2 separate regions of the Homo sapiens genome follow, and region 2 is linked to region 1. Evidence: chromatin loops called from intact Hi-C (ENCODE). Cell type or tissue: gastrocnemius medialis. All regions are shown on one strand. Region 1 has its middle 16 kb from the start of GBGT1. Region 2 overlaps GTF3C5 (general transcription factor IIIC subunit 5).

What was found. Hi-C counts contacts between places; a loop is a spot of excess contacts. Peaks named below come from ENCODE experiments on the same cell type or tissue, not always from the same donor. Only the 100,000 strongest peaks of a DNase experiment are listed, where the experiment ranks them.
Region 2: it touches region 1 in a loop (2.7-fold over the local background); 5 of 110 quality-filtered maps call a loop at or near these places.

What each region holds. Positions count from the first base shown.
Region 1 is chr9:133,178,151-133,182,150 of GRCh38, reverse strand. No RefSeq gene overlaps it. Among named protein-coding and RNA genes, the nearest start is that of GBGT1, 16 kb to the right of the region's middle. In gastrocnemius medialis, a CTCF peak has its summit at 2,050 (motif pointing right); a DNase peak (open chromatin) is centred at 2,050.
Region 2 is chr9:133,039,305-133,043,304 of GRCh38, reverse strand. GTF3C5 (general transcription factor IIIC subunit 5) reads right to left here. Exons shown (of 11, transcript NM_012087.4): 2 at 999-1,218. Among named protein-coding and RNA genes, the nearest start is that of GTF3C5, 10 kb to the right of the region's middle. In gastrocnemius medialis, a CTCF peak has its summit at 2,239 (motif pointing left); a DNase peak (open chromatin) is centred at 2,204; H3K27ac peaks cover 766 bases.

The sequences.
Region 1 (4,000 bases):
CCTACTCCAAGGCTGGAACCAGCTCAGATGCAACCCTCTCAATCCAAGGAGTCTGGGACTCCACATTCTGGGACTCCAGCTAATTTTATGCATAAAAATTATGGGCCCAGAACTTGTGCATTTTTAGAAAAATGGGTTAACCTAACTAAAGAAAACTTAGAATTAAGATGGCTGCAATGGGGAAGTTTTAATTTGGATAAAATTGTTTATTTATGAGGCATATTAGAAAAGGGGGAATGAAAAACCCCATAAAACAGTGGGATGTGTATTCTTTTATTGGTATGCAGAAGCCCCTAAAAGAGTAAATGAATCAAAAATTGACTCCTTAAAAGATTCTTTGCAAAAAGCAAACGAAAAGCTTAAGCAACAAACTAACGACATGATGAAAGAGGACTGTACTGTGACTGACCTCATCCTGACTGTTCCTTCTCTTTATCCTTCTCTACCTACATACTCTGAGTCCACTAACCTTTTTGCTAAATTACCCTTTCAGGCCAGGCTTGGTGGCTCATGCCTATAATCCCAGCACTTTGGGAGGCCGAGGTGGGTGGATCACCTGAGATCAGGAGTTTGAGACCAGCCTGGCCAATATGGTGAAACCTCGTCTCTACTAAAAATACAAAATTAGCTGGGCGTGGTGCTGCGTGCCTGTAATCCCAGCCACTCGGGAGGCTGAGGCAGGAGAATTGCTTGAACCCAGGAGGCAGAGGTTGCAGTGAGCCGAGATCATACCACTGCACTCCAGCTTGGGTGACAGAGTGAGACCCTGTCTCAAAAAAATAAAAAATAAAAAATATGTATATATTACCCTTTCACCCTGAAGACGATTAAAAAAATAATAATAAGTTAGACAGGCACCTTACAAAGTGAGACTTTCTGATCAGTCATGCCTGCCTGCTGTAACTACTTTCACTCCATGGTCTAAAACTGAGCTTAGAGCCATTGTGAGGGACTTGCCTGATCCAAGAGAAAATCCTCAAAAATTTACTGAGGAATTTAGAATCCTCATAGGAGCTTATGATCCAGGACTTCCTGACCTTCACTAATGTATTCCCGTGATATTGGGGCCTGGTAAAGCTCGGAAATGGACGGCAGCAGCAGAATGGGGCAAACCTGAGGAGGATGTTAAAGACCCCTCCAAAAGCTCCTCACAAGAAGGACCAAAAGTCGCTGGAAAAATTGCTGAAAACCTTTTAAATTCAATTCCTAAAATTTTTCCGCAAAAAATGGACTGGTCCATCATACAATCTTGTAAACATAACAAAAAAAAAGATTTCAGTTTCAGATTACAGAACTCACTTAGAAATGCTGTTTGTGAAACATTCTGGGATCCAAGTACAACAAGAAGTATTTCCTGCAAGGACTGAAACGGCATTAAGTGCTCTATTTGTAAATGGACTCCATCCCGAACTCAGCAATTTAATTAAAATACATGAGTTGGGATAGGAAGTTACAGATATGACTAAATTGTTGGCCTTAGCTGGACATTTTGAGAGGACTCTAGAGCAAGAAAAAACTCAAAAGGCTAACAAGCTTATGGCCCTTCAGCTATAACAGTTACAGGGACCGGGACCCAAGGGATTAATCATTTTATGTATTTATTTAGAGACGGAGTTTCACTCTGTCACCCAGGCTGGAGTGCAGTGGTGAGATCTCGGCTCACTGCAACCTCCACCTCCCACGTTCAAGCGATTCTCATGCCTCAGCCTCCCAGGTAGCTGGGATTACAGGTGCGTGCCACCGTGCCCGGCTAATTTTTGCATTTTTAGTAGAGACAGCTTTTCACCATGTTGGCCAGGCTGGTCTCGAACTCCTGACCTCAAAAGATCCGCCCGCCTTGGCCTCCCAAATTGCTGGGATTACAGGCGTGAGCCACTGCGCTCTGCCTCCTTCTCATTTTAAATCACAATCAGGAGGTCCTAGAACAAGAAGTTCTTTGCCCCAAGATGTCTGCCTGTATTGCAAACAACCAGGGCACTGGAAAAGGGATTGTCCGCTTTTCTATCAGTCCACCAATGAGCCTCCCTTTCGGCCAAACTGTTTCACCACTAGAGGGAGCCCAAGAGACCTTAGGCCTCCTGATAATAATCAACCTTGATGAGGTTCCAAGGGATTCTCCAGTAGATTGCTCTCCGTGCCTTTAAATCAACGTGGAGAAACAGGTTAAAATAAATGGGGAGTTGTGTACAGTCCTCGGGGATATGGGGGCTACTCTATCTACCATAAACCCCACTTTAATAAGCCAACAAATCCCTTGGAGTAAAAAGGTCATTTCTGTGGTGGGGGTTTCAAATCAAGTTTAAGAGGTTCCCGTATCTGAACCAATCCAATTAGCTTTGGGCCCCTTTTCAGAAAAACACTTTTTTACTATGTTATACTGCTCCAGTAAACTTGTTAGGGCGAGATTTGCTTTCAAAGCTAAAAGGGCACATAAAATTTTTCTCAGGAGAAATAACCTTAGAGTTTCCTGATTCTCCTGGACTAGAATTGTTATGCTGTCTACAGACAGAAATCTATAAGATTGAAACTCAGGCCTGTAATACCCCTGATCTTTCAAAAATATCTAAATGTTTTTGGGCCTCTTCCCCAACTGATATGGTAAGAATTAAAAGTTTGGAACCTATAAAAGTACAAAGAGATCGTTCTAAACCTTTGCCTAAATTACCCCAATATCCTCTAAAACCTGAAGCAATTCAAGGGCTGTCACCAATTGTAGAGGATTTCATTAAACAAGGACTCATAATCCCGTGCACCAGCCCTTGTAACAGTCCAGTACTACCAGTTAAAAAACCAAATGGACAAGGCTGGAGATTTGTTTAAGATTTACGGGCATTTAATAAAATTGTAATACCAAGATTCCTGTAGTTCCAAATCCTGATACTTTATTATCTAATGTACCAATTAGTTCCAAGTGGTCCACAGTAATAGATCTCTGCTTAGCCTTCTTTAGCATTCCAGTTCATAAAGAAAGTTTGGTGGCTCACGCCTGTAATCCCAGCACTTTGGAAGGCCGAGGCAGGTGAATCACCTGAGGCCAGGAGCTCAAGACAGCCTGACCAACATGGTGAAACCCCCATCTCTACTAAAAATACAAAAAGTAGTCAGGCATGGTGGCGGGCACCTGTAAGTAATCCCAGCTACTCAGGAGGCTGAGACAGGAGAATCGCTTGAACCCAGGAGGCAGAGGTTGCAATGAGCCAAGACCATGCCATTGCATTCCAGCCTGGGCGACAGCAGCGAAACTCTGTCTCCAAAGAAAAAAAAAAGTCAATACTTGTTTGCCTTTACTTGGAAAAATAGGCAATACACCTGGGCTGTAAAGCCACTAGGGTTTACCAAAGCCACTTCATATTTTTCCCAGGCATTGCATCAGGACTTAATAACACTACAATTTCCTCAAAATTGTACTCTCATTCAGTATGTAGATGACTTATTGTTCTCCCACTAAGGAGTGCTCTGAAATTGACTCAGTTTACCTTTTACAACAACTTGCATATAAAGATCACAAGGCTTAAATGGAAAAACTTCAGTTTTCAAAAGAAAAATTCCACTATTTGGGACATGACTTGACTGCCAAAGGGATTTCCTCTCACCTGGGAGGATAAAAACTGTTCAAAGTTTTCCTTGACCTGAAACCAAAAGACAATTAAGAGGATTTCTTGGACTTACAGGATATTGCAGATCCTGGGTTCCAAATTTTTCCTTAATAGGTTCGCCATTGTATGAACTCACTAAAAATGCTGTACCAGAGCCTTTACCTTGGGAAGATAGTCATGAGCAGGCTTTTAGCCAAATGAAGTTGGCCTTACAACAGCCCCCAGCTTTAGGACTTCCAAATTACCCTAAGCCTTTCACCTTGTTTGTTCATGAGTGTGACAATCAGGCATTAGGAGTCCTTACACAAGAACGTGGTGCTAAACATAGGTCCATTGCATACGATAGCCTGCAATTAGGCCCAGACTCTAAGGCATATTCTAACTGTTTAAAAGCAGTAGCAGCA
Region 2 (4,000 bases), 140 kb after region 1:
AGAGCAGCAAGATGCTGGTTCAATTCGATGAAAAATATGAGGTGTTATGTTTTATGAATCACTTGGGAAACCTTGTCCCAAAAGAACAGCCCTCTTTGGTGAATGCCATGACCCACCAGAATGACTGCCATTAAAAATGCCCAACCCATGGGACCCCAGGTCCTGCTTCTCCTTCATTTCACTTTCTTCTTCCCCTCTTTTCTTTCTAGTCCTCTTTGCCCTTCTCAATCTTTATACTCTTCAGATTCTGCCTAGAACTGCAGATGTAACTTAGCCATCTCTAAGCCTTGTTAGTAATATGCCAGGCACCTCCTGTGGGCCAGAGGCTGGCCCATTCACAAGCATTGCCTCCCGGAATCTTCACGAGGGCCTAAGGAACGCAGGCTCTGTAGCCCGCACTGCACAGACAAGGACACTGAGGCTCAGGGAAGCCAAGCCACCTCCCAAAGAAACTGGCAGGGCTCAGGCAGGCACAATGCCAGAGTCTGTCTTTCTCACCCGTCTCCCTCCCTTGCTTTATTGCTTCCTCACTGGGGTTCCTGGTAGGTGGGAAACCTGATTGAGGGCTCCACGAGGGACGTTCAACCTGCTGAGAGTTCAGAGGAGGAGGAGGTCCCAAGGGGCTTCGGGAGCTAGGAGGGCAAGACCAACAGCAGCCGAGACAAGAGAAGGTTCAAAACACTGTGGTGGGGGAAAGACTGGAGGTCTACTGACCAGTTTTATTTGGTCCCACACAATGGTTTCATTAAAAATTAGGAGATTTCTAGCTTAAGAATGCTGAAGATTGGGCAGCAATGAACCTGCAGTCTCTGGGGAACTGTTGGCTGGAGGGAAGAAAGGCTGCCTCCTGGATGGGGCCTGTGCCCTGCTGTGTCCCCACAGCCCCTGGGCATATCCTGGCCCCCTCCACTGGTGCAGATGACCCACACAGCTCCTGCAGGCAGCTAGGATGGCCAGCCCTGAAATAACCAGACATTGCAAGAGCAGATTTCAGTTACCCTGAAATTTGTAAATGGTGGAGATGATGCCAAGGATCTCCATGTCAAATGTGACCTCGGAGTGGGCCTCAGTGCCCAGCACCCCTTTCTGCCGCCTCGTTCTCTTCCTGATGCGGAGCAGCAGGCTGCTGGTACTGAAGCGGTTGGCGCACACTGGGTGGCAGTATGGGTCCTTGGGCCGGAAGTACAGCTCCAGCCTCTTGGTGGGGTCTGCGTAGATCTGTGGCAAGGCCAAAGGAGACAGAGTGAAGCAATGACAAGCCAAGCAGCCAGTGGGGAGCTGCTCCTCTCTCAATAAAAGCCTGACGGTGATCCAGGAAAGGCCAGGAGGCTCATGTTTCATTCTGGGCCCTTAATTCCCAAAAGGCCCATTTTTTAAACCCATGTATCTTAGTTTTTATCTGGTGGAAAAAATGAGAATCGTCTCCTTCCTTCTAAGTAAATGCCATCATCCATCAAGTGCCTGCTCGGTGTGGGGCATTAGTTGGTCCTTCTGGCAACACTTGAGGGGAGATACTATCACCCTTATCTTTGTAGGGACCAGCCCCACAGGGTCGGTGGGTTTTTCTCCCTGTGTGTGGAGACGAGACTGCAGAAATAAAGACACAAGACAAAGACATAAAAGAAAAGACAGCTGGGCCCGGGGGACCACTACCACCAAAATGCGGGGACCGGTAGTGGCCCCAAATGTCTGGCTGCACTGTTATTTACTGGATACAAAGCAAAAGGGGCAGGGTAAAGAGTGTGAGTCATCTCCAATGATAGGTAAGGTCACGTGGGTTATGTGTCCACTGGACAGGGGGCCCTTACCTGCCTGGCAGCCGAGGCAGACAGAGAGGGAGAGAGAGAGACAGCTTATGCCATTACTTCTGCATATCAGAGACTTTTAGTACTTTCACTAATTTACTACTGCTATCTAAAAGGCAGAGCCAGGCGTACAGGACGGAACATGAAGGTGGACTAGGAGCGTGACCACTGAAGCACAGCATCACAGGGAGACAGTCCCCCGGATAACTGCGGGCAGGTCTGACTGATGTCAGGCCCTCCACAAGAGGTGGAGGAGTAGAGTCTTCTCCAAACTCCCCCAGGGAAAGGGAGACTCCCTTTGCAGGTCTGCTAAGTAGCGGGTGTTTTTCCTTGACACTGATGCTACCGCTAGACCATGGTCCGCTTGGCAAGAGGCGTCTTCCCAGACACTGGCGTTACTGCTAGACCAAGGAGCCCTCTGGTGGCCCAGTCTGGGCATAACAGAAGGCTCGCACTCTTGTCTTCTGGTCACTTCTCACCATGTCCCCTCAGCTCCTATCTCTGTATGACCTGGTTTTTCTTAGGTTATGATTATAGAGCGAGGATTATTATAATATTGGAATAAAGAGTAATTCCTACAAACTAATGATTAATGATATTCATATATAATCATGTCTATGATCTAGATCTAGTATAACTTGTTGTTTTATGTATTTTATTATACTGGAACAGCTCATGCCCTCGGTCTCTTGCCTCAGCACCTGGGTGGCTTGCCACCCACAATCTTGGAGGTAACTCAGGCTTGGTGCGGGGTGGAGTGGCTTGTCTAGGGTTACCTACTCTAACAACTACCCACCATAAAGGGTCTTGGTATTTAGTCTCATATGCAAATGTTTCGAGGTCCAAATGAGATTAAATCAATCAGTAACAACCATTTGGGCTCTGACTTGCTGTTACCTCTAGCTTTCCAAGCACATGAAACTGAATACCAACACTCTTTTTGGTCCCTCTCCTTAAAAACCCCAAGAATAGCATCTATGTCATACGACTGTTATGATTAAATATCTATAAAGCACAGCTCCTGGTGCCTAACTCATGGTAGACATTCAATATGTGCCACGTACATATGAATGAATACTTGCCCAATGCTGGGTCACAACGAGCACTGGATGTGTGCATATGAAAGCACCAACAACGTGAACTGGGACAAGGTCACCTACGTGCTAGTGAGCTGGTTCCCAACACCCAGGACAGGGTCTGTCCCTTAGGAAGTGATCAGGAACTATCTCGGGAGAGAATGAAGAAGACTTGGTTCTCAGGAATCTCCTCCTCATAAAACACACACCTCTGAGTCCCGATGGGGCGGGAATGAACCCAAACGTAGGCCTGGCACAGGGGAGGTGCTCAAGAAACATGAGAAGAGTGAATGAGTAAGGAAGGTCCCTTCCCAAAGTGCTCACACTGTAATAATCCCTGAGGTTAGCGAGAGTAAGGATTCTGTCAAAGCCATAAATCAAGAGAATAATATAAAAGAAGAAAACGTGATTAACTGGGGCTCTACTGGCAGCCCGTGCTTAATGAATTCAGGGCTTTTCCATATTCATAAAGGATGAGGAAGCAGCAGGTAAAAGTTCAGACTCTAGAGCAAAGCATGAGTTCAAATCCCCTTGTACCATGTAGATGTCTGACCTAAACTTTCTTGTGTCTTTATCTGAAAAATGTGAATAAAAATGGCATCTAACTCACTAGATTGCTGTGAAGACTCAATCGTGCATTTGACAAGTATTTACAGAACTAGGCACTGTTATGGATGTTAGGAACAGAGAACTGGGCCAGGCATGGTGGCTCATTTAGCAAGATCCCGGCAGATTCATATGCATGTATTCCAGCCCTTTGGGAAGCCAAGGCAGGCGGATCGCTTGAGCCCAGGAGTTCGAGACCATCCTGGACAACTTAGGGAGACCACGTCTCTACAAAAAATACCAAAAACTAGCTGGGCGTGGTGGTGCATGCCTATAGTCCCAGCTACCTGGCAGGGTGAGGTGAGAAGATCACCCGAGCCTAGGAGGTTGAGGTTGCAGTGAGCCATAATTGCTCTACTGCACTCCAGCCTTGGTGACAGAATGAAACCCTGTCTCAAAAAATAAAAAAATAAAAATAAAGAAGTACAGAAGTGAACAAAAGAAGTCCCCACTCTCATGGAGTTGACAGTCTTAGGGTCAAGAGGACGAGAGACAGTAAATTTTTTTTTCCTT